Linked DNA regions of Mus musculus: regions 1 and 3 are each linked to region 2. Evidence: chromatin loops called from intact Hi-C (ENCODE). Cell type or tissue: left cerebral cortex. All regions are shown on one strand. Links, peaks and the distances in the headings refer to the core of each region. The heading gives the core; the rest is flanking DNA.

Region 1 (10,263 bases), core at 1,616-9,615, 61 kb before region 2:
CTAACGCATGAACCTTGTCATTTAACAGCAGAAGGCCTTAAAGATATGTATAGTTGCATCCAGGTAAGTGACTCTCACATGTCTACTCTTCAGCTCCTTAACCAGGCCTCTGTTGCCATCAGCAGAACATTCCTCCTCCTGTGAGAAGATTCCTTACATTCTTTCCACTGGACATTAAACTCTTAAGGGTATGAGTATCTTTCACCTTTTATACCCCTAGCAAACAGAAAGCACTCAGTATGTTTGCTGAATGAATTAAATAGCGGCTATATTAATGGCCACAGAACTGAGGGGTTTCATAGTATTAAAATTTGACAGAGGAAAAAGAAAAACAAAAAAACCAAAAAACAAAAAAGAAAAAAAGAAAAAAAGAAAAAAAGGAAAAAAAGAAAGAACAAAAAAAAATTTTGATAGAGGAAAGCCAGGCGTAGAGGCACACGCCTTTAATCCCAGCACTCAGGAGGCAGAGGCAGGTGGATTTCTGAGTTCGAGGCCAGCATGGTCTACAGAATGAGTTCCAGGACAGCCAGGGCTACACAGAGAAACCCTGTCTCAAAAAAAAAATTGACAGAGGAAAGAAAACATGATGAGAACAGTGAAAGGGAAAGGGTACGTCTTAAATACTTTTACATTTGGTCATGACTTTTTTACCTAACATCAAAGATTCTACTAGATTTACAAACATATGCTTGGTAGCTACACGGGGTCTTTACCTCTGGGGTCCTGTCCCTCCACCAATGTTCTGCTACACCAGTGGTTGCATCTGAGATACTCTTCACAACAGAATAGCCTTGACAAATACCACCCTCTCACTGTTTATGCTCAAATGATTTGTAAAAAAAAAGAAAGAAAGAGCAAATGAACACAAACTGCTGATAACTGGTAACCTTGGATAAAGGGAATACAGTACGCTTTTATACCAATCTTGCAACATTTTTAAAAATTATAATACTTTATCAAAATTAAGTTTCAAAATCTAGAAAAGAATAATAGCAGCAATTTTCTTAGAAGATTTCAACAGAGGGTCCAGTGTACCAGCCAAGCTGATATCACATTCTCTTGTTAGCTAGTCCAAAAACAACATTCTGGCCAAGCAATGCCCACTCTTTACAATCCCAGTGCTCAAGAGGCTGATGCAGGAGGATCATGAGTTGGAAAGCCAGTCTGGGCTACACACACACACCAGCCGGGCGCAGTGGCACACGCCTTTAATCCCAGCACTTGGGAGGCAGAGACAGGCAGATTTCTGAGTTTGAGGCCAGCCTGGTCTACAAAGTGAGTTCCAGGATAGCTAGAGCTATACAGAGAAACCCTGTCTCGAAAAACCAAAATAATAATAATAAAAATAGAAAAAAAACCTGTCTCAAAACAACAACAAAAAACCTACACTGGCTTTGGTGTCTTTGCTTATCAACAGGTATTAGAGGAAAATGTTCTCTTTGGGTAGTGGGGCATAGCCACAGCTTCTGAGTTGGAGCAGAAAAATTGTTTGTAGCTTGAAGAGCACTCATGATATCATAGATGTCTCCTATTTGCCAAAGTCCCAATATAACTTCTTTTTCTCCTTAGAAATATATATATATATTTTTAAATTTATTTTTATTTAATGTATATGAGTACACGGTCTCTATCTTCATGCACACCAGAAGAGGGCATCAGATTTCATTACAGATGGTTGTGAGCCACCATGTGGTTGCTGGGAATTGAACTCAGGACCTCTGGAAGAGCAGTTGGTGCTTTTAACCACTGAGCCATTTCTCCAGCCCCCAGAAATATATTTTTTAATTATATTGTGTTTTTTCAGATTTATTTTATTTATTTATTTATTTATTTATTTATTTATTACATATATGAGTGTTCTGCCTTCAAGCATACAAGAGGGAATCAGATCTCACTACAGATGTTGTGAGCCACCATGTGAGTGCTGGGAATTGAACTCAGAACCTCTGGAAGAGCAACCAATGCTCTTACCCACTGAGCCATCTCTCCAGCCCCTATACCTTCTTCTTGCCAGATCCTTTTTCTTCAGGGCAAATCAGGACTCCTAGGTACCCACAAGAACACGCATGTCCTCATGTTCAGAAAAACAGCACTTTGGAGTTCTTACCTCCCCTTTTCCAAGTCTAGCAGATTGGATCAGACAAGTTTTTCCCAATGACTCAGCAAAGAGGCACTTTTGATTATAGGAGCCTTGCTTCTGTTGTCTATGGAAAGACCTACAGAAAGGACAAAAATGGAGCACGGGGAGTCACAAAACAGAAAACTTAAAACAATAGTAAATTATCTGTAATGATCACCTGCTAGCACCCTTTTATTCATTACTTCTAACCATCCAACCCCACCCCACAAACCTGAAAATGCTTTAATTTTCTTAGCTACAGTAAACTAGAACAATACAAATTTGTAAATCAGCTACACGTCCCCACTTTATAAAGGTATTGGGATAAGGGGTAGGTAGCTCAGTGGTAGAATGCTTGCTTAGCATAGGCAAAGCTCTGGGTTCAATTTTCAACACCAAAAATTATGGCTAGGATACAGCCAGATGGGTATCACTGGACACCCACCTCTCATTTAGAAAAATGAGGCAAGTAAAGATCACAGTAAATTAAGCCGGGCGTGGTGGCACACGTCTTTAATCCCAGCACTCGGGAGGCAGAGGCAGGCGGATTTCTGAGTTCGAGGCCAGCCTGGTCTACAAAGTGAATTCCAGGACAGCCAGGGCTATACAGAGAAACCCGGTCTCAAAAAAAAAAAAAAAAATCACAGTAAATTATCCCCTAATAAGAAATTATCTTAATATAAATCAGCATATTCTATTTTCTTCAGCTCCTGTTTTTTCTAAGCTCCATGAAGAGGTACATACATTATGTCCCATGATAATATTCAACCTCATTTTTAGCCTTCCTCTCTGCATCCATGATCAAAGCTTCTAAGAGCTCTCTAATGTCACGTTTCCATAAACACCTGATAGTTCCTGATTCCCTCAACACCCTCAAAAATATGATTAGTTTCAGCTAAACTTCAAAGTTAAAAAAAAAAACAGGAGATGGCTTTGTATCGCTTAGAGAACATTTGTTATGGTTGGTAGAACATAAGAAAGGGATAAAATAAGCAGTATAAAAAGGAGATGGCCATACAAAATCTATAAGTCTTCAACATCCTTGTACTTTAGCTTTTACTAACTCTTATCACTCGGGTATGATAACTGCCCCTGCATTATTAGGTGTGATGATACTGAGAATCTCCTCTACAGGCCAGAAAGTGGTTCGCAAATGTTCCAAAAGCTTGTGTGTCCTGAAAACAGCCTCCAAGTCATTCCTGGGTACTTCCTTTTGAACTGCCCATGACCAAGATTCATATCCCAGTGCCATGGCTTGATTCAGAAAAGAAGAAAGAGTGTGGATCCTGGAGTTAGAACACTGTAACCTGTATTAGTTGCTAACTGAAAAAATTGTGAGGAATAATATTGTATTTTAAAGTATTTTAAAGCAACAGTATTGGAATAAGAGCTCTTCTCTAGTGAACAGAGGTGTACAGAACACATGTGAAAGAAAGGTGACAATGATGGTAACTAATGTCGAGAGCTTAATATGAATTGGGCACTCTTCAATTGAATATGAACAGCATCCCCCTCCCAACTTCTGTAATCCTTGACGGGAGAGTTTATCCTCTAATAACTCAAGTATTTGAAGTCAGAGCTCATCTAAAATAAAAAAAGAAAATGTTAGTTATGGAAGTAGAACACTCTTAAGGTTAAACAAAAAAAGAAAAAAATCTATTTTTACTTATCCAGAATCATCAGATAATATGTAAGAGCCACACTATTTAAAGGGTACAAAGGCTAGGCTCTATATTCCTACCATTACAGATGTTATAGAAATATTAAACTAAGTAAAATACAATGCTTTGTTCAAGTGGACTCTGCTGTGCTCTGCTCTCCACCCCCACTCTCCACCCTCCAGGCTGAGGAGAAATGGCTGCAGGCAAGGTATTTAAGAGAAGCACTCTGGGAAAGAAGATTCTGGTTAGGTGCACTAGGCAACGAGGTTGTGCAACCAGTTTCTACCTATTTTGTTTTTCATTACTTTTCAGAGTTTTGAGAGGAGCAGTTATCTTTATCTGACTGAACGCAGGGAATGAGGTCACCTTTTCCTCTAGGACACTGAAATCTCTGTCACCATGGTTTTTATTTCTTATACAATCAAACTGTGGCGGGTGGAGGGTGAGGTTCTCATCCTCAGCCTTACAGTTAAGTGCATCTCACAAGGCGGGGTTGGTCGACCCTTGTGCACATCTTTCCTTGTGACTCAACGCCAGTGGAGTGGTCAAACAAGTTTCTTGTGAAAGCCCTACAAGGTACGTATGTCCTAGGGCTGCAAAGAGATAAACTCTTAAGTGTATCTTCACATGCCACCATTAAGGACACTCACTAAAGAGTCCCCCCCCCCCACACTTTCTTCCCACCCCACTTTCTTCCTTACAAATAATGAACGCTGTTTGCCCTGTGTAATTTAAAGCCCAATTCCACCAAAACTCTGCTCCGAAAAGCAGGAGGAAAAGGCTGGGAGGATTAAAAAAATAAAATAAAATAAAATCGATGTGGCTCCCTCAGAGGAGCTGGAGAAAAGTTAACAACTATGCCCGGTGGCAGAAAAATCTCCCCTTAATTGGCATATCCCTGGCGATTTTCCCACCCCTAGACCTCAGGGCGATTGCGGGCTTCGAACACTCACTGCGTCCTAACAATGACTGGAGAAAGGAAAGTTCGAGGACGGAAGGGCACCCGCACTCCCACTAGGTTGGCATTTCAGCTCTCAGAGTGCCTGGTTGCTCCCCACACTGCCCGTCTTGCCCTCTCCGGACCCTCAGTATCTTCCCGCTCCGCAAGGCTCAAACAGCCAGGGTGCGCCCTCTCGCTGCTCGGACCCGGCAGCCACAGGCAGCAGAAAGAGCATGCCCTCTAGCCCCGAGGTCTGGCCCCAAGAGTCCCTGATAGCACAGGACAAGCACGGAAAGGGGCACCCGGAGGGGACTCCGAAGGGAACGGCCGCCACAGTTATGGCGCTCAACGCCTCCGGAGGTGTCCGGGAGGCTGTAGCCCAGCTCGTGTGTCCGTGTCCGCGCGCCCCCCCCCAACCCCCCGCCCGGGCCACCGGGCACAGCGCGCCACCAGCAGCGGGGCGACTGGGCACTTTACCTCAGCCCACACACGCTCTGTGTTCCGGGGCTCTCGGGGGGACCCCGGGGCAACCGCTACGTGGAGCTGGAGCGACCCCGAGGGTGGCAAGGCCGGGACCCCAAGCTCCACGCCGCTCGCGTCCCACTCCTCGAGGCCGCCACTCCCGCCACTAAACCCGCACTACGCCCACAACCTCGCTGGTGCCGAGGCCACCCTCGAGAGCGCCTACCTCCGGCGCAGCGTCTCGCTCCGCTCCTTCCTCGCCGCACACTGAGGGCCCCCTCAACGTGCCGGGCGAGTCTGGCTAGGGTGGTAACCGCCCCCTAGCCGCCTGCTTTCTTCTCTTCCCTCCCTCGCACCTGCCCCCTAATCTCACCCCGCCCTCCTGGCCGGGCCTTCCGAGGAGCCGAGGGGGCCGCCCCCTAGCGCTCTGCTCCCGCCCCCGGCCCTGGCCGCCTGGCCCTTCAGGCCTCAGCTCTGGACAGGCTGCTGGGCGGCGGCGGCAGCCGAGGCGGCGCGGAGCACTATTGTATTCCTGACACTGTGCGCTCCCACGCTCCGCCTCTTCCCTTTCCTTCCTCATCACTGCAACTCCCCGCCCCACCCCCCCCCACCTCCCCCCACCCCCGCCGGCTGCGCTCGCCCTACCCGGCTGACTCCCCGCCGTCTGCTCGCCGCGCGATCTTCTGGCGGGCTGGGCGCCGTCACGAGCGCCACCGGCTTCGAGGCTCCACCCACCTCAAGCTCCCGCACGCGCGGCGCGGCGCTTCAGGTGGGTTCTCCTCCCCTCCTGCTGCGCGCGCTGCTGCCCTGAGGCGTCCCAGCCCTGCTAGGCGCTTGGGCCAGCGAGGTGCACTGGCTCCTGCTCCGGCAAAGTCCAGCCTGAGCTTTCCCACCCTCCTGACTCGATTGTAAAGTTCTACGAGTGCAATTCGTCCCTAAACTCTAAGACGACCATTATTTCTGACGTTTAGACTTGAAGCATGGATAAATAATAAAAGCCAGGAGGCAATTGACAACACATTAATCCAGTTGTGAGCAAAAATGCTTTATGATGGGGTGGGACTTCTTGATTTCTTTTTCTTTTTTTCTGATGTCGACTTAGCCTACAGCTCCCAGTTATTCAAACCCTCGTCCAGGTGTTCCTGGGGAGATATTTTGGTACTATAATTAAAGATCGGTTGACTTAAAAGTAGGGGTCGCCGTCTTGGATAGTTTAGGTAGGCCTATCAGAATTATTTGGAAAAAAAACTTTAAACTAGGGCTGAGACAGACAGAGAGGGTTGGATAGAGAATGTAAAACTGGTGTACAGAGCGAGTTCCACTACAGCCAGGGTTATACAGAGAAACACAAACAAACAAGAAAAAGTTCACCATGAATGCCTGCTTTGGTCTATTCTATGCCCCTGCGTTCCAGCTCCCTGGTCATCTGCCCTGCAACTTTTTGTTTTGCTTAGCCATTGTCACAATTATGGAAGACAATAGCGTCAAATAAATAAGGGAGACATGATGTATAGTAGTAATATATAAAACAAGTGTACATAATTTACTACTGGTTCCTGGACCTTTGAAATACAGATGCTTGAAAACAACTTTTTTTAATTTACCTTGCTAGAATTGAAAATGCATCATTCACAATTATGATGAATTAATATAGTTATTTTCACTTATATTTCTAGGTTTAAACAGAAATGTGAGCTCTTGTATTTTGTCTGTTTTTCATATTGTAGATATGATTCTACTTTATTTTATGTAAGTCTATGAGTGGTAAAATATTTAGTCCACAATTACTGTTACAGTTGAATTATTTAAAAATAAAAATTCATGTGGGCAGTGGTGGCACACGCCTTTAATCCCAGCACTTGGGAGGCAGAGGCAGGCAGATTTCTGAGTTCGAGGCCAGCCTGGTCTACAGAGTGAGTTCCAGGACAGCCAGGGCTACACAGAGAAACCCTATCTCAGAAAACCAAAAAATAAAACAATAAAAAAAATAATAAAAATTCCACAGTCATAAAAATTCAAAGGGGTCCCATGCATCTTTCTAAGTACTTCTCAAGTTTTCTCCCAATAGTAACCTTATATAACTATATCAAAACCAAGATAGTGGCACTTGTCCAATCTGAAAAGCTCATTCAAATTTCATCAACTTCACAAGCATCCATTTCTGAGTCTGAATATATAAGTTCTACACAATTGTATCACCTGTGAGTTTCCTATGACCAACACAACAGCTCAAAGATTCCCCCTGGTACCCTTTATTAACATTCACATTTTAAGAGTTTGTCCATTGAAGGATATTTGGGCTGTTTACAACAAACTTTGCCTCCTAGGCCATGGAGATAGCTCAGTAGGTAAAAGCACTAGCAACCAAGCCTGATGACTTGATTTTGGTCCCTTAAGTTTGGAAAGAAAGAAATGAGTCTTGAAAACTGTCCACATAGGTCACACGCAGACACAGACAGACACACACACACACAGACACACACACACACATGTACGGGCACCTTTTTGGTGATATGTCTGCTCATGTTTTTTGGACATTTTCTAATTGGATTATTTCTTACTATTAAATTTGAAGATTATAATAAACAAGTCCTCAGTATGTAAATAATCAGAAAATGGATTTCCCATACACAGCTATCTTTTCATTTATTTGACAAGACATTTTTGCAGAGATCCAGTTTATCCAATTTTGCATTTATGTGTAGTGCTTTTGGTGTCATATCTAAAACATCTTCACCTGGTTTCACATGCCCTCTCTCATGTTTCCTCTAAAAAGTGTTATAGTTTTTATTTATTTATTTATTTATTTATTTATTTATTTTTAAAGATTTATTTATTATTATATGTAAGTACACTGTAGCTGTCTTCAGACACACCAGAAGAGGGAGTCAGATCTTGTTACGGATGGTTGTGAGCCACCATGTGGTTGCTGGGATTTGAACTCTGGACCTTCGGAAGAGCAGTCAGGTGCTCTTACCCACTGAGCCATCTCACCAGCCCTAGTTTTTATTTTTTAAGTCGGTGGTTTACTTTGAATTATTTTTGTTATAAACTTGGACCTAAGATAGAAATTCTTATTTTTGCCTATGAATACTTGATGACTGAAATAAAATGACTGTCTTTGCTTCATTAAATGGCTTGTGTATCTCAAAATCAATTTGGCCACGTGTATGGGGCCATTTTGGCTCTTTTGTATTCTATTTATCTACATCTCTCCTGTGAATACTAATCTTAATTGTGATAGCTATAGAGTAAGTGTGGGATCAGTCCCTTGCTTTATTCTTTTTACAGATTGTTTTGACTATCCAAGGTAATTTGCCTTTGTTGTTTTTTGTTTGTGGGTTGGTAGTTTTGTGGAGGTTTTGTTGGTGGTGATGGTGGTGGTGCTGCTGCTGGTTTTATTTTGTTTTTGTTTTTTGTTTTTTTTGGGGGGGGTGGTTATTTTTTGGGTTTTCGAGACAGGGTTTCTCTGTGTAGCCCTGGCTGTCCTGGAACTCACTCTGTAGACCAGGCTGGGCTCAAACTCAGAAATCTGCCTGCCTCTGCCTCCCAAGTGCTGGGATTAAAGGCATGCGCCACCATGGCTGGCTTTGTTTCGTTTTTATTGAAGCAGGGTCTTATTATGTTGCTCTGACTGCCCTGTGACTCACAAGAGACTCACCTGCCTCAGTTTCGCAAGTGTTGGAATTAAAGGCATGCACCACCACACCTGGCTGGTAATTTGTCTTTTCATATACCTTTTGTAATGGACTTCTTTTGTATTTTTTTTTAAAAAAAACTTTGATGAAATTTTAAGAGAAATTACATCAAACCTTATATCTCTATAATATATAAGATATAATAATTTCCATATGTGTTTGGGAAAAACTGACATCTTCCCAACATTCTGTTCTAATCCTTCAACTTGATAATTCCCATCCGTCCATTTAGTGATAATCTTTGGCTTCTTTATTGGCACTGTGGAATTGTCAGTGTATAGATCCTATGCAAGTTTTGTTAAGCATGTAACTAAGCACATCATTTCCTTTGGAGTGCTTAAAACTGGTAATGCGTTTAAATTCCAGCAGTATATTAATTGTTGACTGTCAGTATAACATAGGAATATAACTGATGCTTGTGTGTGCTGATCTGAATATCTTGTCACATACTGAACTCAATTATTGGTTCAATGAATCTTTTGGCAGGTACTTTGGAAATTCTATGTAGAGAACTGTCGTTGAGGCACTTTCCACCAAGCCTGAAGTGAATAAATATAATGTAAAAGAAAGAATGAAGCTTGTGTTGTGTGGGAGTAGAGATGGTTTTATCTCCTTTCTAATCATGTGCTTTTTATTCCTTTTTCTTGCCTGATTGCACTGACCGCAGCATTTGAATTATGTGGAATGAAAGTAATAGAAGACAACCTTTGTTTGCATAGAACTTAGGAGGAAACATTTCATCTTTCACCACTAAGTATGGTACTAGTGGGTTTTTAGAAGATGTTCTTTATCAAGTACAGAAAGCACCCAGGTAGTCATAGTTTGTTTAGATTTTTACCCCAGAGCTGAGGACCAAACCCAGGGCCTTGTGCTTGCTAGGCAAGCACTTTACCACTGAGCTAAATCCCCAACCCCCAGATTTTTTTTTTTTTTACTATAGATGAATGCTGAATTTTGTTAAGTATAATATGAGCATATGATTTTTCTTCATTAGCTTGATGAATATGGTAGATTAATTGATTGAATATTGGGATTTTGTTGTTTAGGCTTTTTATTGGTTTGTGGTTTTATTTGGTTTTTTGTTTTTGAGACAATCACTACGTAGCCTAGGGTGACCCCAAACCTGTAATCAGCCTGCCCATGAGTAAGGTATATAACATGCCTGACATTTTGTCTGAAAGTTGTTTTTTTTTCCAATATTTTGCATTTGTGTATGTGGTGTGCATGCATGTATGCCTTTTTACATGTGTGTGGGTGTGTATGTGGGGAGTGAACTTGTCCATGTGTGGAGGCCAAAGATTGATATCAAGTGTCTTATTTGATTGTTCTCTACTTTGATTACTGAGGCAGGCTAGTAGAAGTAGACACCTTGCCTTGAAGAAT
Region 2 (10,263 bases), core at 1,392-9,391:
TTAGAACTCTACACTTATGAACATTATGTAAGCTTTTTTCTTTCTTTAGTGGCTCTAACTTCAAATATAATCATGGAGGATTTAGGCCTTCAAAAAATTTTGACTAATACTCATAACAGCTTCTAATACTGCGGGATTCAGTGTAATCTATCTTCTTAGTTTTTCCTAGACATTCCATTTTTACTGGCTTATGAGGATAAATTAATCCTGTAGCTAAAGATTCTATAATTCGCTTTACAGTATAAAATTACTTGGATTGTCAATCACTATTCAAGGGAGAAATATAGGATATATGTTACTATATTTTCTCAGAAATTCCTAAAAGTTCTTCAAGTCAAAACTTAATAACTAATTTCTAGCTTAGAATAATTTTGTAAACGTTACTAGTTCTTAAAATGTCTAAAATTACAAGCATAGATAGGTTATAGTCTAAAGTATTTTAACATATGAGCCTTGATGAAATGTACATAGTTTATATCTCTATGTATTACCTATAGCCCACACTGGCCTCAAACTTGCTGCATTAGCAGGAGTTGGATCAACAGTACTATTTAAGTATTATTTCCCTAACAGAAAACAGCAGTGAACATCTTAATTCTTTACTAGGCAGCAAGCAAATTTTCATTAAATTTAATTTCTGGAGTTAACTTCAGTAATGATATCCTGAGATATACTAATGGAATCTATTCACATTAATGGAAATCCAGTTTGTAAAAATAAAAAGTATTTTTAAAGAGTAGCTTGTAGCAGATATGCTTACTTAAGCTTTAAGGTATACATTAAATGTTTTCTCTAAAGACATCTAATAAAATATATCTAATGAAGGGTTAGAGAGATGGCTCAGCCAGTAAGAGCACATAGTGTTCTTGCAGAGAACCTGAGTTCTCAGCACTCATGTCAGATGGCTCATAACTGTATGAGACTCCAGCTCCACAGGATCTGATACCTGTTTCTGCTCTCTATAGGCATTGCTCTCATGTGTACAAACTCATACCAGATTTTCACATACATACACACATAACTGTAAAATAAAAAACTTAAATATATTTGTAATAAAATATCAAAATTAGAAATCGTTATTTGGGAGAAAAGATCAATTAGACTCAATAAAATCAGAGGTCCTTGGATCCTGAAGTTCAGAATACACATGGAGAGTGCTTGGCCTTCAGCCCTAGTTGAGCTCCCAACTGCATGCCTGTATCAACCTGACAGTCACCTTTGGGGTTAAGCCACCCTGAAGGCGATCCTGGAACCCCTACTCAAGTTGCCACAGTTGATACCATATAGAGTCAACCCTGCTTAACTGTACACAAAGGGCAGAGTCCTAAACAAAAGCAGTATTTGCCAGTGTTTTAAGGTATTAAGTTTTAGGATGGTTTAGTTCATGTCAAACGGCAACTAAATTATCTCACATACTTAGATGATGATGAAAATAGCATCGAGCTTCCTATCTACTACAGATACTTCTTTTTAGCAGGTCACCTATCTAACCTCTGAAGGTTCCACACAGACATCAGTTTCCCATAAAGTCATCCTTTCTATTGATGAACAATTCTTGGAATTAAATTCTCCTATAAGTTGTGCTTGAAGTGTCTCTGGAGATGACAATTACTATCTAATGTCTCTTCTTCAGGGCAAGTCTTTGCCTCGCTAAATTGTGCAGAACTCTTTAGGACTAGCCAACTTTATAACTAAGAAGCTTGATATGCACAAATTGGCTGGTTTACCCAAAGTTGAACAACAGACAGTTGAATTTCTGATCTGAGACTTTGGCTTTAATAAGCACTATTTCGAATAATCATGAGACAAATGTAGCAGATACAAGTGTGTTCTTCATACTCAAATCACAATTTTCATACCTAAGCCATCATTTGGGAAACTAATTCTTTTTTTTTCTTTTTAAGGAGTCAAGATCTCAGTCTCACAATGACCATACTCACACAGGGCAGCCTGAAACTCAGGAGGCTGGCCCTGTACTCAGAAGCACCAAGCCTCCAAAGTTGCTAGCACTATAGGCTTGCACCACTTTGCCCAGCCAGAGAAACTATTCTTCTTTCCGTTATTGAGGAATATTAGCATGAATAAGTGGAACTGAAAACTCCCTTTGTGTGCCACTCATCTTCACCCCATTTTGCCTCAGTATTTCCCGTTTTCACTCCAAAGGGCAAGGAAGATCTCGGAGGGCAAGAATAATAAGTTTGGCTCTTCCTTGGTGTTTGAATACATATACATTGAATAATTTGCTTAACTATTAAAATACAGCATATAAATAATAAGAAAAGGCATTTCTTTCTAAATGATTTAAACAGAGATCTTAGAATCCAAACTATTTCTCATTTCAGGGTAGTTTTTTTTTTTTCTTTTTCAAAGTCAGCAGCAATGGAAAATGAATTCCTTCCACTGTTGACTGTAATATGTAAGTTGCCATGACACCACTTAGTCCTCAAACATTCTTTCTAATTGAGACAATTTCTCCTTGCTTCAGTCCCTTAAGGCTGACCCAATTACCCAACACAAAACCCAAAACCCATGGGGTACCCATCAACTCTGATTATACAACCTAAGGAAACTTTAAACACCACTTTTCCAATGGTAAGGAGATTACAGTCAACTCATTAAAAAAAAACAAAAAACAAAATCTCTTACAGGTTGACTAATTGCTTGCTCTAACTTTAAACAGCACAGACCTAGACTCCATGATATTATGAAAACCTGAGACAAACCATTTCTGTTGCTACAGATACAATGTATCTCAGTTATTTCGGTAAGCTGTGTATTTACACTCAATTCCTTGTAATGAAAAACACACACACACACACAAAAGTTTCAAGAGATAGCAAGACCAGGGTCAGTAAAAGTACCATTGGAGGGCTAGGGGTATAGATCAGTGGTAGAATGCCTGCCTAACATTCTGTGTTCTATTCCCAGCACCACAAAAAAGGTTTTAACTTTTATTATATCTATATAATATATATAATAATAATATATTATGGCATCTTATGTATACTATGTATTATATAGAATATAATTATATATCTAGCTATTTTATATATATATAGGCTTATTGTACATTTCCAATAACAGCTCTTACATCTCTACAACTATAGTACCTAGCAATGCTCTCAAAAAGGGTTCCTTTATTATTATTACACATACATATCTATGTATGTTTAAGTATGCATAAATACAACCTACTGAGTCTGTTTTTGCTGTTTGTATGAATCTGGTTTCAAGGCTGACCTCTTTATTGAATAAAAACATTTTAAAACTATAAATGAAAAAAATTTAATGTTCCTATTTACACCAGAAAGTTTAATGCAGCACACATGGTGGGAGAGGCGACACTTAGATATTAGTATCCACTAAGCTATTTTTCAGTACTTTAACTTAGATAAAGAGCACAAGAAAAAGAGATCACAAAACACATTCATATGAAAGATCCCAACTATCAGGGTGTGGTAGCCCAGCCCATAATCTCAGTACTCAGTATGCTCAGGCAGGTAGATTGCCTGAAATCCAAGGCCAGCCTAAGCTACATACCGTTTAACAGGCTAGCCAGAAGTACATATCAAAACATTGTCTCTAGCATAAGTTGGTGATGCATGCTTACAATTCAAGCAATCAAGAGATGGAGGCAGGGGAATCAGATAGATACTCAGGGCTATGCAGAGTTACATGAGACCTTGTCTCAAAATATAACAAAAAAGATCCTGTTGCAAAAATAACATAATAGCAAGACCAGAAGACCCCAATTAATCAGAACTTTGTAAGTAGAAGTTAGCAGAAAGACAATTATTATGGAACAGTGAACCACAGCCAACCAAGACTACTGAAAAGAAAAGCACACTTTTACTTTTAGCCTGACACTTCTAAACAAAATAAGACAAACAAAAACTCTCTCTGCAGCAGGAAGTTCAAGTTTAAAGAGCATTGTTTAGCTAGGGATGCCACTCAGTGGTAGAATGCTTGCCTAGCATGGCTCAATACCCAGCGCTGGGGAGAAAAAATTTAAACAGCATTATTAGAAATCCCAAGGCTGTTGAAAATGAATACTTCAAAATCCTCCTACCAAATGATTTTGATGGGTACAATCTTCATATAAGACAGAAAATACAACACTTTCCTACATGACAAAATACTGCTATATAAGAGGAACAAAAGGCCACATGGCCTAAGAAAGGTTTCAGAGTCAAAGGCAAAAAGCTGAGCCTGAGAATTCAGCTTCCATTTGTTAAAAGCCAACATTTTGAAAATGTCATTTATATGAATGCCTAAATTCTGCTGGGGATTTGAAATGATGCAGGATGATTTGTCATACCAAACAAGGATGCAGGATGACTGGTTATAACAAAACAAGACTTTAGTACTTCTGGTCAAAGTTGTTGCATTAAGCAATAGTTAACTGTTCATGACACCCATTTAAAAGAACAAGCGTTCTTATTTTGTTTGAGAAACTATAATAATTGATGTCTATTAAGTGTTTTACAAAGCAACTACACTAAGAAGAAAAGAAGAACTTTGTAGAAAGAGGAACCATTGTGAAATGTATGCCTAAGTAAGTGTGTTTTGTGCAAGATTAGGAGACTTTTTCAAACCTTTTGAGATATATATATATATATATATATATATATATATATATATATATATATATATATATATATATATATATATATATATATATATATACACACACACATATGTATATATGTGTGTGTGTATGTGTGTGTGTACATATATATATATATGGCATTTTCGTTCATATAAAGCTGCAATAATAAACTACTTCCTGGTTTGTGTTGGGTACTTTCACCTTACACAATACACTCCAAGACTGCCTCAATTTTCATTATTCTTTTCTGATAAATGGAAGACGAGAATAAAGGTAGACATGAAACAGTCCATTTAATAACTGAGTAACACCAAGAGGCACCAAAAGCGATTTTCAGAGGAGAGCAGACAAAAGAGTAACAGCTTGGGAATACAAACCGCAGAAAAGATGAGAACCAGTCTTGCGTGTGTAATTCGACCACTGGACCAAACCCCTTTGGCCAACGCTGGTGAAATGAGCTGATTGGAGATTCAGCACCTTCCTGGCTCTTTCCCTCCCTGGAGTCCTTTCTAGAATCCGGAGTCGGGGTGCAGAGCCTACAGAGAGGCCCTGGGAGTCTAGTTAGGCTGACCACTAACTCTATGCCTCCTTTGGGCCCTTCACATCCCGCCCCCAAAGTCGTGCGACTTCAGCTGCCTGTGCGCGCCAGTGAAAGCCAGTTGTGGGCCACCCGCCAAACTGCCCGCTTTCATCTGCTGCAAAGGGCAGCCGAGGAGGGCCCAAAGCAAGGGATCCCCAAAACATCACCTTCTCCCGCTGGTCCCAGCTGTACAGCTTGGGCTGCTCCTCCTCTCCCTCAGCCTTTTCACTCTTCCTCCTCTTAGTGAAGCAGCAGCCCATGGTGCGGCCTAAGGGTCTTGGTAGTGGACCCCACTCGCTCAGACACCTTTCAGAGGGTGGCGGGAAGCCAGGGTGACTCGGCCAACAGCTCCCCGGACACCGCCCAGGGGAGCAGCCCCGCCGCCAGGAACCCTCAGCACTCCCGCCAGGCCCAACACCCTTCTCCGCCCAACCCCCTAGGTCTCCGTGACGACCTATGGCAACCAATAAGCGGGCAGCAGCCTCTGAGCCAATCAATGCCTCGCAAGCTGCTCTGCTCCTATGAGCTCAGGCCAAAGTATTCATTCACCAATCCTACGTCAGCGGGGGGCTGGCCAGCTCAGGTGCTCTCACCGAGGGCCCCGTCCCCAGGTCGGTCCTACTCCACCCCCAGCTTCTCCCCTCTAGTGAACTAGGCTGGGCTAGCTGGCTGCTGTTTGATTGGGCTGAGTACCTTTTCCTGACCCGGTGCTCAAATTTCGAAAGTTTCCAAAATTTAAGCTCTGGAGGGGATGCCATACAGAGTAGTGGACTTGTTTTATGACAAAAATTGCTAGGGAAAAAAATCTTGCTGATTTTGTAAAACAAATTTGTGTCCTTCACTCCTCCCTTTCAGTACCTTTCTAGGGAACCCACAAGCTTCTGGTCGAACTGTTCATGTCTGGTGTCTGTAGAGGTCAGGAGAGGGCTCAAATCTCCTGGTTACTAATAGTTGTAAGCCATCAAGCAAGTGCTAGGGAGCGAACCTGGATCCTCTGCAAGAGGAGCAAATGATCTTAAACACTGAGCCATCTCTCCAATCCTTTGAGGGATGTCTAAAAGCTTCCACTTATCTCTCCAAAATTGGACAAGTATTTAGGATAAAAACCTAGTATTGTCTCCTTACTAGAACAGTGAATCTGGGAGCAAAAGGATATTACAAAAAGGCATGTACCTTTGAATCTCTCAGCTTATGCATCCAATGACAGAAGCACATATAACCTTTTTCCAATCTCTTCCAAAAGACAGTAGTCCAACTATAGAGGGTAAGAGAGGCATGTTGACTCACCACAAAGGAGCTTTAGGAACTCAAGCAGTGCAAAGTCTAATAGAGGATATAAACCCTATCATATAAACAACCTGATCTGTTCAAAGCAAATGGTACAAAGTTCGCGTGAAAACATAAAAATATACACAATCATTAACATTTGTTGTATTTGGGTGGACTTTGAGTACAATGCCCATGTATTGCTTTCATAATAAGTTGATTTCTCTGAGATACAGTATTAAAACATCATGATAAGACATCAAATGCAGACTAGCACTTTCAAATTTGTTTATCTTTTTACTTGACCATACCTATCACATTTAATGTAGATTCTAAAAGAGCCTCTGACTCAATTTGGGCATTAAGATTGTTCCTCCTTTCACTTCCTGCCCTTTTTGTACAACCAGGAAGAAGGGTACAGTGCTTAAGAATTATAAATGACCTGAAAGTTAAGCTCCAGGTCTTGGACAATAAAAGCTGTGCATTACTGCCTTTTTCTTCAGTCAGATCAAAGTTCTATGTGAGGATAGTTTTGTATTAGAGCCCTGCTGCTAATTTATATTCATAGAATAGCAAAAGTTTGATCACTGCAGAGTGCAGAATAAGAAGCTGAAATCCAGGGATGAATCTGTGGTCACAATGAATGGAATTGAGCAAGAACTAGAAAAATTCAGATCCTCTGTCCCTCATGGATCATGTTCTTCATAAAGACACAACTCAATAAAACTAATTTTAGAGAAAGAATTTCTAAAACTCATTGCTTTGAGCACACCCTTTTAAAATTATTTGTTTATTTTATGTATGTGTGTACACTGTCACTCTCTTCAGACACAGCAGAAAAGGGCATCAGAGCCCATTACAGATGGTTGTGAACCACCATGTGGTTGCTGGGAATTGAGCTCAGGACCTCTGGGAGAGCAGCCAGTGCTCTTAACTGCTGATCCATCTCTCCAGCCCTAACTCATTGCTTTGAAACACATGCTCTTGAGAAACTCAAATCTGAAACAAAATCTAGATCAACCTGTAATTAGTTTTTAGAGATCCTCAAATAAAACTGAAGGCACTTGGTTAACTCTCATCTCACTGTCAGTCTAATCCCAAATCAAATTAAATCAAAATTAAATTGAAATCATACAAATTATAGCTGGGTGTGGCAATATATTCTCAGCATTTGAGAGTTAGAAGCAGAATGGAGTTCAAGACTGGCCTGGGCTACTTGAGACACTGTCTCTTCTTTCCATATAGCCCCCACCAACCCAAGAACAACCAGGATTAAAAAGCTAATACACAAAGATTAGTGATCTGTTTTGCTCTCTTGCTCTTTTTTCTTCTTCTTCAGAGGTGCTAGGGATTAAACTAAAGCCTTGCACATGTTATACCTACTAGGCAGGTGCTATACCACCAACATAAATCGTGAATACCTCCCTGTGCCTTTACAAAGTACTTTAAATTTTGAGAAAGGGTCTGGCTAAGTTGCCCATTAACCCAGACAGGCATTAAACTGAGTCCCCTGTTTTTGCCTCTCAAGTAGCTGGGATTAAAAGTCACCAGGCCTATGTCTCTCTGTCTTTATCTGTCTCTCTGTCTGACTCTGTCTCTGTCTCTGTCTCTGCCTTCTCCATGTCTCTCTTTAGTTCCTTCCACCATAAATTCCCATGACTTTTTTTGGCAAGCCAGCTCTGTCCTTACTAATCAGCATATACATTGCTGCCAACTGCCATTCTATCTCGAGTCCTGACTCTTCTGTCCCAGTGTGCAGAATGTACAATGAGCCCCTTATACATTAACTCAGACTCTGAAGGGAGATAATCAGACAATTTTTTTTGCCAGTTAATCGTCTGTAGACAGATGTGCACATATGTTCTAATTGCTGCAATGGCAGGAATGAGTTCCATATTATAAAAGTAGGTGGTGAACAAGTCCTACAAAAGTATGTGCTAGACACAAGCATAAGTTCAATTACTTCTGCCTAGGTAGACACTTCCCACCTGTCTTAGTTAGGATTTTACTGTTGTGAACAGACACTATGACCAAGGCAACTCTTATAAGGACAACATTTATTTGGGGGCTGGATTACAGGTTCAGAGGTTTAGTTCATTATCATCAAGGTGGGAGCATGGCAGGCATAGTGTAGGTAGAGTTGAGAATTCGACATCATCAACTGAAGGCTACTAGTGAAAGACTCACTTCCAGGCAGCTAGAATGAGGGTCTTAAAACCCACACCCACAGTGACACACCTACTCCAACAGGGCCACACCCTCTAATAGTGCCACTCCCTGGGCCAAGCATATACAAACCATCACATTTCACTCCATGGTCCCCATAGCCTTATTCAAACATATGAGTCTATGGGGGCCATACCTAAACATAGCATAATGCAAAACACATTTAGCCCAACTTCCAAAGTCTCCATAGTCTATAGTAGTATCAATAATGTTAAAAGTCCAAAGTTCAAAGTCTCTTCTAAGATTCATCGAATCACTTAACATTCCCAAAGCAAAACAGGAAACCAGCTGGGCAAACTCTAAACTCTGTATCGCCATGTCTGACATCAAAGCAGTCTTCAGATCTTCAACTCCATTTTCATCTTTGTTGACTGGAACAATTTTTTTTTCTCCTGAGCTGGTTCCACTCCCTGTTATCAGCTTTCCTCAGCAGATAGCCCAATGCTCCGGCATCTTGAACATCTTGGGGTCTCTAAGGCAACTTCAATGTTACAGCTTCTTGTTTCAATGTCTGGAATCCACACATGATCTTCTGGGCTCCTCCAAAGGGCTGCTGTCACTTCTTCAGCTCTGCCCTCTGTAGCACTCTAAGCTCAGGTTGGTCCGCTCCACTGCTGATGCTGTTTTGGTGGTCATCCCATGGTACTGTCATCTCCAATACACTGGGGTCTTCCTCTGCAAATAGGCTTCACCAATAGCCTCTCAAAGGCTCTCTTCATGGTGCCAAGCCTCAAATCCTTTGCATGACCCCTTCAGTCCTGGGATGTCAACTGAGGCTTCACCTTCACCAACGGCCTTCCATGGCCTCTCACAGTGCCAAGCTTCAGCTGTTCTTCATGATGCCTTCATGCCTTCAAAACCAGTACCAAATGGGTAACTCTTACACATTACCAAGTACAGCTGCTGCAGGAGGTATAACCTTGGCTATCTTTGGAGCACAGCTTCTTTGTGCTCTCAGAAAACACTTCCCAAAAGATTTCACCTCAGTGATGTTGGTCTCTTCTTAATCACCACTAATTTCTTAGCTCCAGCTAACCAGCATCACTTGTTCCAGTAATCCCTTCTATTCTGGACTCTAAAGCCAGAGTCACGTGACCAAAGCTGCCAAGTTCTGCTGCTTGCTGGGGCTGGAACATGGTCGTCTTGTTCTATTACACTATCACCAGCTTTCCACCAGTTTTCCAATTCCTTCACTGCCTAAGCTTGACTGTCCTGGAACTTGGAATTCAGAGATCTGCATGTCTATCTCCTAAGTACTGTGTGGTCCACCAAGCCTGGATTTAAGTTTTCCTTCATGTAGAACATTCTCTAGGCTGGCCTTCAACTCAGAGATCTTCTTGTTTTTGCACCCAAGGATTAAAAGCTTGTACTACCATGTCTGGACCTAAACTTTTAGCTGGGTGATATCCTGCCCCAATGTCACTACTCCCTTAATTCACTTTAATATCCTTGAACACAGGATTTAGCTCCTGGTGGCCCTTTAATATCATACATTTTAATATTTTTCCTTTTTAACTTTGCTATGCTTGTTTAAAATGTTCTTCATGAGACTTAATCAGATAACAAAGTCTATGATGAGTGT
Region 3 (10,263 bases), core at 1,051-9,050, 200 kb before region 2:
GTAACATCATCACATGATGATCCATCACTGAAGTAATTCATTGCTTACATCAGGGTCCTTAGGATCAAATCAGCTAACTTTCAAAGATTGCTTCTCCCAGTTGAGGAACAAGGTTTCAACACAGGAACCTTTGGTTTCATTTTCTGCCTAAAACACCAGCAGAGAAACAGCTGAAAAACCCTGGGCCTGGAGTGGAAGGATCAGTCTTCCGAAACATAAGGAAATGTTTTCATTTTCTTTTTTGAGACCATCCATCATGTATCCCTAATTAGTTTGGTATTCATTATGTAGTCCAGGCTAGCCTCAGATTCCCAGCAATCTTCCTGCCTCAACATCCTGGTCCTGAGAGTATAAGCATGTTCTACCATGTGTGGAATGAAGAACTTGATCTATGGCTTTAACTAGAGCCTGATACCTGTTGGAGACTTTCCAAAAGATCTCTTGAAGCTGTGTATAGATCCCATAGGGCTAAATCCGTGTGGCTTCCAGAGTCAAGTTGAGCACATCAGTCAACCTTTCAGGCCAGATCAGGGAGTAACCAGGGCAATGTTAGGTGACTAGTTGAAAAGGGTAGGGCTAAAGAGATGGCTCAGTGGTTAACAGCACTAAATGCTCTTCCAGAGGTCCTGAGTTCAATTCCCAGCAACCACTTGGTGGATCACAACCACCTGTAATGAGATCCAATGCCCTCTTCTGGTGTGTGTCTGAACAGCTACAGTATATATATATATATATATATATATATATATATATATATACATTAAAAAAATAAATTAAAAAACTTTAAAAAAAAGAAAGAAAGAAAAGGGTAGAGCCCAGATGCATTGTGTTGTTTAACAGAGTGTCTCCTGGAGATTGTATATACCGTTCACACTGGCCCCTGGGATCACCTTATAGGGTTCTTTAATTCCCCAACTGCCTTCTACCTGATGAACTAGACTGTAAATCCCAGGTGCAACTTTAGTCACTGGAGGAGGATTTGGAGAACTTAGCACTAGTGGTGCAAGTTGGAATTTGTCCACTGAAGGCAGAGATTTCTAACTTGATTTCTGCCAGGACAGGTGAGGTCTGTTTGCAAAGACCAGAACTCATTTTTTTTTTTTCAAACAAACAGTGAGACTCAGTGGAGCCAGTTGGGGGTGAGGTGGGGGCTGGGGCAGTGGAAGCAGAAACTGGTAACATAATTTGAGAGCTGAAATCTGGGACAGGGAAGACAGGACTGTGAGTGAGAGTCAGGTGTTAGTGTTTGGTTTAAGGACCCTGGACTCAATCAATGTCTGACAGATGAAGGTCAATGTCCATACTGAGAACTTTAAAAGATTCTGAAACTTTATGAACAAGCTGTCCTGTTTCATTGATACAAATGGAGGCATGAGACTCTGATGGGGAAGAAAGGATGTTAGGGGCTGGAGAAATGATTCAGTGGCTAATAGCGTTTGTTGCTCTTGCAGAGGACCTGAGTTTGGTCCCCAGCACTCACATCAGGTGGCTCACAACTACCTGTAACTCTAGCTCCCGAGCCAGTGCCTTCTGGTTTCCACAGGCACCCACACACACATGCACATGTTGCCCCCACATAATTAAAAATATATCTTTTAAAATAAACAAAAAGGAATAACAGACATTACCATTCACAGCAAAGGCAATAGCCAGACTATTGGCAGCAAGTTCAGGTTGGTTTTTCACATCCCTTATCTCTCAAGGGGGTGATACAGATCTGGGTACATGTGCATGTCTGCACCCGTTGTAGCTGTGTTACAGGAGAGGAACACTGAGCTGGGATTTGTTGTTGTTATCATGAGCGGGTTTTGTGTAGAAGTTACCTACCATTTGTCAAGGGAGTTCTCTGAGATATAACTCGTGTAATGTATTCAGGACTATGCATTTTTGGTATGCCTACCCAAGAAGGTGCAGAGAAGCTCTGGAACTTTTTTAAGATTGCCTTTTGGCAAGTCAAATTCACCACACCATCTTTGTAGTTTGACAAGGTATGATTTGGGAGTTCACTTTAAGTCTGGGCATGCAGGTTAGCCAGAGATTTTAATTGACTGTCAACCAGATGTCAGTTTTAGGAGACTGATTGAGGTGCTGGGAAGATAGCTCAGTAAAGTGCTAGACTTATAAGCATAAGGATCCGAATTTGATTGGAACTCACTTTAAAAAGCTACACATGCTGGTGTTTATAATCCCAGCATTGAGGAGTTGGAGACAGGTGCCCAGTCAACCTAGCCTACTTGGGAAGTTCTAGGTCAACAAGAGACCCTGTCTTTTAAAACAAAATCATTACTTTTGTTTGTTTATTTTTATGTGTACAGGTGTTTTGCCTGCATGCCTTTGCACCATGTGCATACCTGGTGTTTGAGGAGGCCAGAAGAGGTCATTGGATCCCTGTGACTGGAGTTACAGAGGATTGTAAGCTACCATGTAGGTGCTAGGAATTGAACCCAGATCCTCTAAAAGAACAATCTCTAAAAAAAGACTCTGTCTGGGCTGGTGAGATGGCTCAGTGGGTAAGAGCACCCGACTGCTCTTCTGAAGGTCCAGAGTTCAAATCCCAGCAACTACATGGTGGCTCACAAACATCTGTAACAAGATCTAACGCTCTCTTCCGGAGTGTCTAAAGACAGCTACAGTGTACTTACATATAATAAATAAATAAATAAATCTAAAAAAAAGACTATGTCTTAAAACAAAAGTAAAGAATGTGGATGGTGCCTGAGGAATAATACTCAAGATTGTTCTCTGAATTTTTGAAAAATATTTTTTCCTTTTAGGTTTATCTATTTTATGTATATGAGGGTTTTGGCTGCATGTGTATATATGCACTGTGTGTGCTGACAATGGAGGTCAGAAGAGGGTATTAGATACCCAAGACTGGAGTTACAGATTCTTGTACAGATGCCACCTTGCAGATACTGGGAATTGAACCTGGGTCCTCTGCAAGAGCAGCAGGCATTTTTAAAATTTTACTTATTTTATTTATATATGAGTATACTGTAACTGTCTTCATACATACCAGAAGAGGGCATTGGATCCCATTACAAATGGTTGTGAGCCACCATGTGGTTGCTGGGGATTGAACTTAGGACCTCTAGAAGAGCAGTGCTCTTAGCTGCTGAGCCATCTCTCAAGCTTCAGCAGCAAGAATTCTTAACCACTAAGAAAACCCTCTGACTCTGTTCTCGTTGCCTTAACTGTCAACTTGATGCAGTCTAAACTCACTTGAGAAGGGAGTCTCAATTGTGGGTTGCCCAGATCAAACTGGCCCATGGGCATGTCTGTGGGAAGATTGCCTTGATTGTTAATTGGTGAAGGAGGGCCCAGTCCAATGTGGGCCGTACTTCCCTGGGGCTATATAGAAAAGCTAGCTAAGCATGAGTCTGAGAGTGAGTCATCAAGCAGTGCTTCTTCACGGTTTCTGCTGTATCCTTGACTGTGAGTTCACTCACTGGTTAGAGGTAATGCTAAATGGAACAGCAAGCAATCCAGCCTTCAACTTCCTGCCCCGACTTCCCTTCATGATGGGCTGTGATCTGCAAGTATAAGATGAATCAAATACTTTCCTCTCCTAAGTTGCCTTTGGTCAGGGTGTTTTCTTGCAACAGAAAAGCAAACTGGAACAACGACTGACCAGGAAAGGCATAGATAGTGCAGATATTAATGCTTGTCATGCATGGGTGGAGGCTTCCATCACTGGGGAAATGATTATAATCTCTGTCTCACTAGACTGTGTTTCCAGATTTGAAGTTTTAGAGAGGGAAGTTGGGCTAAACTGGCCACTTTTCCTTGAGGTCTGTTGTTCAGGATTTTCAGAGTACTCCACCACAGTCCCTAGAGTTCCTCTGCCATTCCACTATGCTTTGACCTACCTCCTGGGCAGAATGAGTGGCTTAGGCTAGGTAACTGTAACGGGGATAGATGTCTCGTTTATGCTTCTTAGACAATCCCTGATCTCTTGAGTTTTCACAATGAAGTTATGTTGCCCTCTTTGCATATGATAACTTTTGCATATGATCTTTGCATGTGATAACTCTGTTGCTATGTGAATTTCCTTCATTGAAGAATAAAGATCAGAAAGAATCAAGTAGAAACCAAAAAATATGCAGACAAGAGTAGGCATAGGTAGAGAAGGCAAGTCTGGGCTTCTGATGTACCATATTCCCTCAAAAGTCCCAGTAAGGAGGCCTTTGCAGATTGGGCTTGAACCCAGCTCCTGACCTGTATGTACATACATACCAGATGGAGAACTGAGTTAAAGCTGGACCTCCATCCAACTCCAGCCTAACTGCTGGGTGGTACATGCACAGGACACCTGAGCAAAGCTTATGAAAACTGCAACTGACAGTGAAACCACGACTGCAAGAACTTGTGGCTTCAACCTGACTCTATAGGTTCTCTATAGAAACAGACATCAACATTCCTCATAAGATTTTAACAAGATCCAGTCTCACATGCAATATTCAAAATGCCCAGGAAACAATCCAAAAATTACTCACTATATTAAACAATGAATTGCCTAACTTAAGTGGGGAAAAGATTACCAATAGATGTCAAGAGTAAGATCATGCAGGTTTTGGAATGATCTGATATATAATTATACAACAGCTATTACAAAAAATATTGAAAAGGCAATCTTGAAAATTCTGAGAAGAAATATTAAAATGGGCTGAAGAGTGTAGTTCAGAGCTATATCTCCAGCCTGGCACTACCCAATTTTAAGGTCAATTGAAATTGAAAGGGAGAGAAAGCAGATCAGTTATATTCTGGGGATGGGGCACAAGCCTGCTGAAGGGCAGAAGAAAAGAATGATAGGTGGGCACCATAAATATTTGTGGATAGTGCAGATTCATTTTGTCTATGTAGTTGATATGAATATATATGACACACATATGAATATATGACAACTTTGTATACTTTAAATATGATCAGGCTAATTATAGTGCCAACAATATTGCTTTAAAAATTCTTTCCAAGATAGGCATGGTAGCACACATTTGTAATCTTAGCACTTGGGAAATGGAGGCAGGAGACTCAGGAGTTCAAGGTCAGTTCACCTACATAGCAAGCTCAAAACCAACCTGAGCTACATGAGAGAAACCTCATCTCAAAAAAGGAAGAGAAGGAAGAGAGGGCGGAAGAGAAAGCAGCAGCAGCAGCAAGTAAAATGGCTTAGCCAATAAAGGCGCAACTTGAGTTCAATCCCGTCAACCCATGAGTCCCATAAGTAAGTTGCTCTCTGATCAATTTACACACGTAAATACAGAGGGGGAAGGGAGAGGGAGGGAAAGAGGAAGGGAGGGAGAGAGAGAGAGAGAGAGAGAGAGAGAGAGAGAGAGAGAGAGAGAGAGAGAGAGAGGAGAGAGAGAGAGAGAGGGAGAGAGAAAGAGAGAGAGAGAGAATGTGTAAAAGTAAACAATGGAAAGAATTCTTTGCAATGTGATGCATTTATTTGTATAGCCACTAGGTGGCAATTAGAACCACAGATTGTGCCCCAGGGTTTGAATAACATCTTCTGCCAGTATTTTAGTTTGTAAAATAACACACATGAAAAGTCACATAATCATTATAAATTATCATTAAGTTTCTATGCATTGATTTGTTTTGGAAGCCTTATGCGCAGCAAATATGGAACACAGAAAAAGAATGGTCACAGTCCCATTTCAACCCCCAGAGCAATTTGCCATCATCAGGCTGATTGATAGTTGAACTCCCTGTTGCATTTCTACAGAATTGCTTTTAATAGAAGGCCTAGAGTGTGTTGTCAAAACCACTTGTCATTCTCTGGGGAAAATCTTCGACCTTTAAAAAATTGTAAATAAAGGAATCCAGGGATGACACTCTTCATTAATATGCTATGCCCTAGGTTTATTCAACCAGAGCCCAATCAAAGATGTAAATTAAAGCTTAACCATGCTATAATATCACCACCTCATTAAAAAAAACTAAATTGAAAGTTCATTGATTCCAGTCCCTTAATTCTTCAGTTATCTTCAAAGCTTTTTCTTCTGACAGCAAGGAAGAGCTGCAGTTCACCCTGCATAGGAATATGGGGCAATTCCTTTGACTCCGAGACCTGTTATCTGTTGAGAGAAAAAGAGTGGAACTGATAAATAGTCTTCAAAACCACTGTTACAAAGCCAGGCTTGGTGGTTCATACTTATAATCCCAGCACTTGGGAGGCTGAGGCAGTAAGACTGCTGTGAGTGCAAGGCCAACCTGGGATATATATATATAGTGAGACCTTGCTATATACAAACCATCACCAAACAAATTGTGATTTACATAATATATCTAGCTACCTTTAACAACCCTGTTTTTTAAAAAGTATTTATTTATTTTGCGTATATGAGCACACTGTTGTTCTCTTCAAATACACTAGAAGAGAACATCAGATCCCATTAGAGATGGTTGTGAGCCACCATGTGCTTGCTGGGAATTGAACTCCGAAAGAGCAGACAGTGCTCTTAACCACAGAGCCATCTCTCCAGCCCCACCCCACCCCAGTTTTATTTTCTATCATGAAAAAGAATTAGCTGACAAGCTATTATATGATTCAAGCAGTCATTCACATACATGCTGGACCAATAAGCAAGCACGCACATTGATAAATAACAATTTATTCCTATCATTTTCTCATCTGCCAAGAAAAGTGTTTCTATTTTTCTACTTTTTTGGGGGGGGTTGTTTGTTTGTTTGTTTTTTGTTTTTTGTTTTTTCAAGACAGGGTTTCTCTGTGTAGCCCTGGCTGACCTGGAACTCACTTTATAGACCAGGCTGGCCTCAAACTCAGAAATCCGCCTGCCTCTGCCTCCCAAGTGCTGGGATTAAAGGCATGCGCCACCACGCCCAGCTTATTTAAAAAAAAACAAAACCAAAAAAGATTTACTTATTTTATGTATGTGAGTACACTGTCTTCAGACCAGGAGAGGGCATCGGATCCCACTACCGATGGCTGTGAGCCACCATGTGGTTGCTAGGAATTGAACCCAGGACCTCTGGAAGAGCAGTCAGTGCTCTCAACCCATTGAGCCATCTCTCAGCCCTCAAAATGTGTCTTTTTAAAAATCAGTCTTTGTTGTCACAAAAATTGTTTAAAACCTACAAATCTCTTTAGGACATCAAAACAATCAGATGATTTTACAAATTCTACTGAAACATGAAAATATTTTTAAAATACTGGAAGTAAGCCAGACACGCGCCATCCTGAACTTTATAAAGTGTATATTTGCAAAAACTGAAATAATTGAGTTTAGTGTGATTAGCTTAACATGATAAATGGAAATAGTTTTTAGATGTTTGCAAAAGCACCGTTCAATTTTTTTTTAACAGAATACCCTCCACAATGCCCCTCCCCCACATACACAGAAAAAAAGGCCATCTCACCTTGAAAATGTTACCAGCATCAGGCTGCCTCAAAAGGCCTTCAGCATTCAACCCATCCCTGGCACAGGTCACATACATTTCAGAGTAATCTTTCCCTCCAAAGCAGCATGAAGTTGTTTTATCAACAGGCAACTTCACAGTTTGCAGTCTTTTCCCTAAGGCACCAAATAAATTATTAAAAACTTAGTTCTAGAAATTTCCAACATACATAATGCTTTTGGACCATTCATGGATGATAGGGATGGTCTAAGAGACTGTGGATGTCAGAACTCATCCCTTGAAGAGAGTTAATGTAGGCTGAATTTGACATGGCTTAGTATTCACTATGTAGCCCAGGCTGTATCAAATTCACCATCCTCTAGTTTTAGCTTCCTTACACTTAAGTTTATAAGCCACTATATTACCTGGCTCCCATCTATGTATTTATTTAACTTAATTGCCTTTTCTGACAATTGGGTTTTGGCAGAGAAACTTATTTCCACAGGAAAAGAAGTTTTGACGATAAATTCTGGGTTATAGCTTTTACCTTTATTTCCTAAATCATTCAGTTAAGACCACTAATATGGCTCTAACTGTATTAGTAATGGTGTCTAGTACTGGTGTTTTCTGGAGTGGGTGGGATCTTCTATTTTGCCTCCAGCCTACCTGTCTCAGGATCCAGGCGAATTACTCTTCCTCCATTGTAACAGGCCACCCATAGCTTTCCCTCAGCATCAATGCACATTCCATCTGGGATTTGTTCATCTTTTTCCATCTTGTAAACAATTCTGCGGTTGGCTGTGGTTGAAAAACAAAATCAAAACAGGACCAAACAGTGGGTCACGCAATGCTGACAAACAGTGCACTCTCAAGCTGGTTATAAATACTGGTCACTTAACAAAGGATTTCAAATACATGGTTTGGAATAGATTTACTCCCTTTTGTCTTTATAAAGTTTTAAATGTTTTCTTTCCCTTTTACTTCTTTCTTTTCTCTTTTTCTCATTTTTCTTTTTTTCTTCCTTCTTTATCGCAGTTCTGGGGATAGAATTAGGAACCTTATGGATGCTAGACAACTCTTCTATCGCTAAATGAAATAAAGCTGATTTATTTAGAGACAAAGTCTCATACTACATCCAAGGCTGTGGTATTCATTGTGTAGCTCATCCTGTCTTCAGAGTCTTAAAGTAATCCTTTTGCTTCAGTGTTAGGATCAGCCTTGAAGGATTGGCCACCATGAAGTCAATAGGTAGCTCTCTGAGGCCAACCTCAACTAAGGTTAGGCAAACTCATTTCAGACATACTTCAGCCTGTGATTAGATTACTATATTAGTTTCCCAAACTCCTACTTTGACCAAATGTAAGATCTATAAGGCAGCTAAATGGTACTATATGAACAATGCATGCACAAAACCTTGGGAGATACATATTCTTTTTCTTAATTTTTTACAAAAATCAAGAAAGAAGTATTTAAAGAACTTGCTTCTTAAAGGAAGGGCATTCTAAAACCCACAGGATGCTTAAAGAAGATCCACAGCATCTAAACAATGACCATGCAAAGGGAGGGGAGCACTGGAATTGCATCTCAGTGCACACACTAAGAAATGAGTTTGATCCCCAGCACCTCAATAAACAGTGCAGAAGAGCAGCCAGCTACAAAATTCAGGTCATTCCAGCAATCAGATTGAAGTATAATGGAAAAATGTTAAAGCCATGTGCAAGGAAATTGGGTAAGAATAGTCATAAAAAAAAGAGCACTACATACTTCAAAGCAAAGCATCTGTACTGGAATAGTTTGCCCTTGATTAAATCTACATAAAGTCTTGTGATTTTTTTTTCAAGTCATTTTTATGATTGGTTTTGCTCTTCCTGTCTGGCACTTTTCATCAAACAGTTTCAAGGTCTCCCTTCTAAATTCTTCTAAATAATTTCTTTCCTCGAAGTTTCCAGAGATGGCTCATTTTACAGAACATTGATGGAACTGAACCAACCTGGAAGCACTTTTCTGTTATTTTTCCATTTCAAAGGTTGTTCATTTGCCTGTGAATACTTGCCTATGGTTAACTAAAGATCAAATAAGACTCAGAAACTAAAAGTTTCAGTCTTCCCCTCTTTTATCACATTCTCTTGTATAGTTTGTGCCTTTTGGCACTGTCTGATAGGGCAGGATCCATTCTCTAGGGAGGCCCTTTTTAGTGATAGAAAGGAAAATTCAAGGCCTATCTGCACTGTCTAGTGCAGCTACAGTGTTAATCTCAATTACCAGACTGGAGACGTATTGAGAATCACAGTCACTGGCAGCTTAGTGAAGTCTGTGCCATCATCATTATATTGGGAAGTCCTCTATTTGACAAATAATGACATTTTCACATGGCTGAAGGAGATAAAAAAATGAGTGGTATGAAAAACAATAAAGATGTTCATACAAATCTGTCCTGTTTGTAGGTCATAGTCAAAGGCATCCACAGTGTAGGACAGGCTGTCAATGTAGTAGAAGATTTTATGGTCCAGGGACCAATCCAAACCATTGGAGATATCCACTTGGTCAAAGTATTTCTTCACACTGTGATCAGGAAAGAGGGAGTACAAGGACCCTTGGTGCCGCTCAAGAACAGCTGGGGCCGTTTCCTCAGCCATGGTACCTTTGGGAAACAAAAAACCCATTAGCTCAGCCCTGCAGATTCTAACCCTGCACACAACCCCATCCTTTTTCATGAAGGATCATTTTCGTTATTTAAGTCAAGAGAGTTTTATACAATCTTAAATTTAAACAGTCTCTTAGATGCCTTTTAAAGATGGCAACTGTCTTTCTTATTAATGCAAGTGAAAATCTGCCCAAAGGCTTGGTGTGGTGACACACATTTATGATATCAATACTTCAGATTATGAGACAGGGTAGTGA

The links. Hi-C counts contacts between places; a loop is a spot of excess contacts. Peaks named below come from ENCODE experiments on the same cell type or tissue, not always from the same donor. Only the 100,000 strongest peaks of a DNase experiment are listed, where the experiment ranks them.
Region 1: it touches region 2 in a loop (2.4-fold over the local background); 10 of 42 quality-filtered maps call a loop at or near these places.
Region 3: a loop joins it to region 2, with 3 times the contacts of the local background. A loop is called at or near these places in 8 of 42 quality-filtered maps.

What each region holds. Positions count from the first base shown.
Region 1 is chrX:20,420,976-20,431,238 of GRCm38, reverse strand. It overlaps Jade3 (jade family PHD finger 3), which reads right to left and starts at 5,551. Exons shown (of 13, transcript NM_199317.2): 1 at 5,409-5,551; 2 at 2,108-2,216. In left cerebral cortex, for the core only: a CTCF peak has its summit at 4,908; DNase peaks (open chromatin) are centred at 4,912, 5,501, 5,724, 5,895 and 1 more place; H3K4me3 peaks cover 1,889 bases; H3K27ac peaks cover 594 bases.
Region 2 is chrX:20,359,922-20,370,184 of GRCm38, reverse strand. Rp2 (retinitis pigmentosa 2 homolog) reads right to left here and starts at 5,704. Exons shown (of 5, transcript NM_133669.5): 1 at 5,357-5,704. The coding sequence starts at 5,449. In left cerebral cortex, for the core only: a CTCF peak has its summit at 3,966; DNase peaks (open chromatin) are centred at 4,044, 5,235 and 5,685; H3K4me3 peaks cover 1,233 bases; H3K27ac peaks cover 461 bases.
Region 3 is chrX:20,557,252-20,567,514 of GRCm38, reverse strand. Rgn (regucalcin) reads right to left here. Exons shown (of 7, transcript NM_009060.2): 4 at 9,788-10,003; 5 at 8,029-8,160; 6 at 7,384-7,538; 7 at 5,428-6,080. The coding sequence ends at 6,030. Among named protein-coding and RNA genes, the nearest start is that of Rgn, 13 kb to the right of the region's middle. In left cerebral cortex, for the core only: a CTCF peak has its summit at 5,477 (motif pointing right); a DNase peak (open chromatin) is centred at 5,468.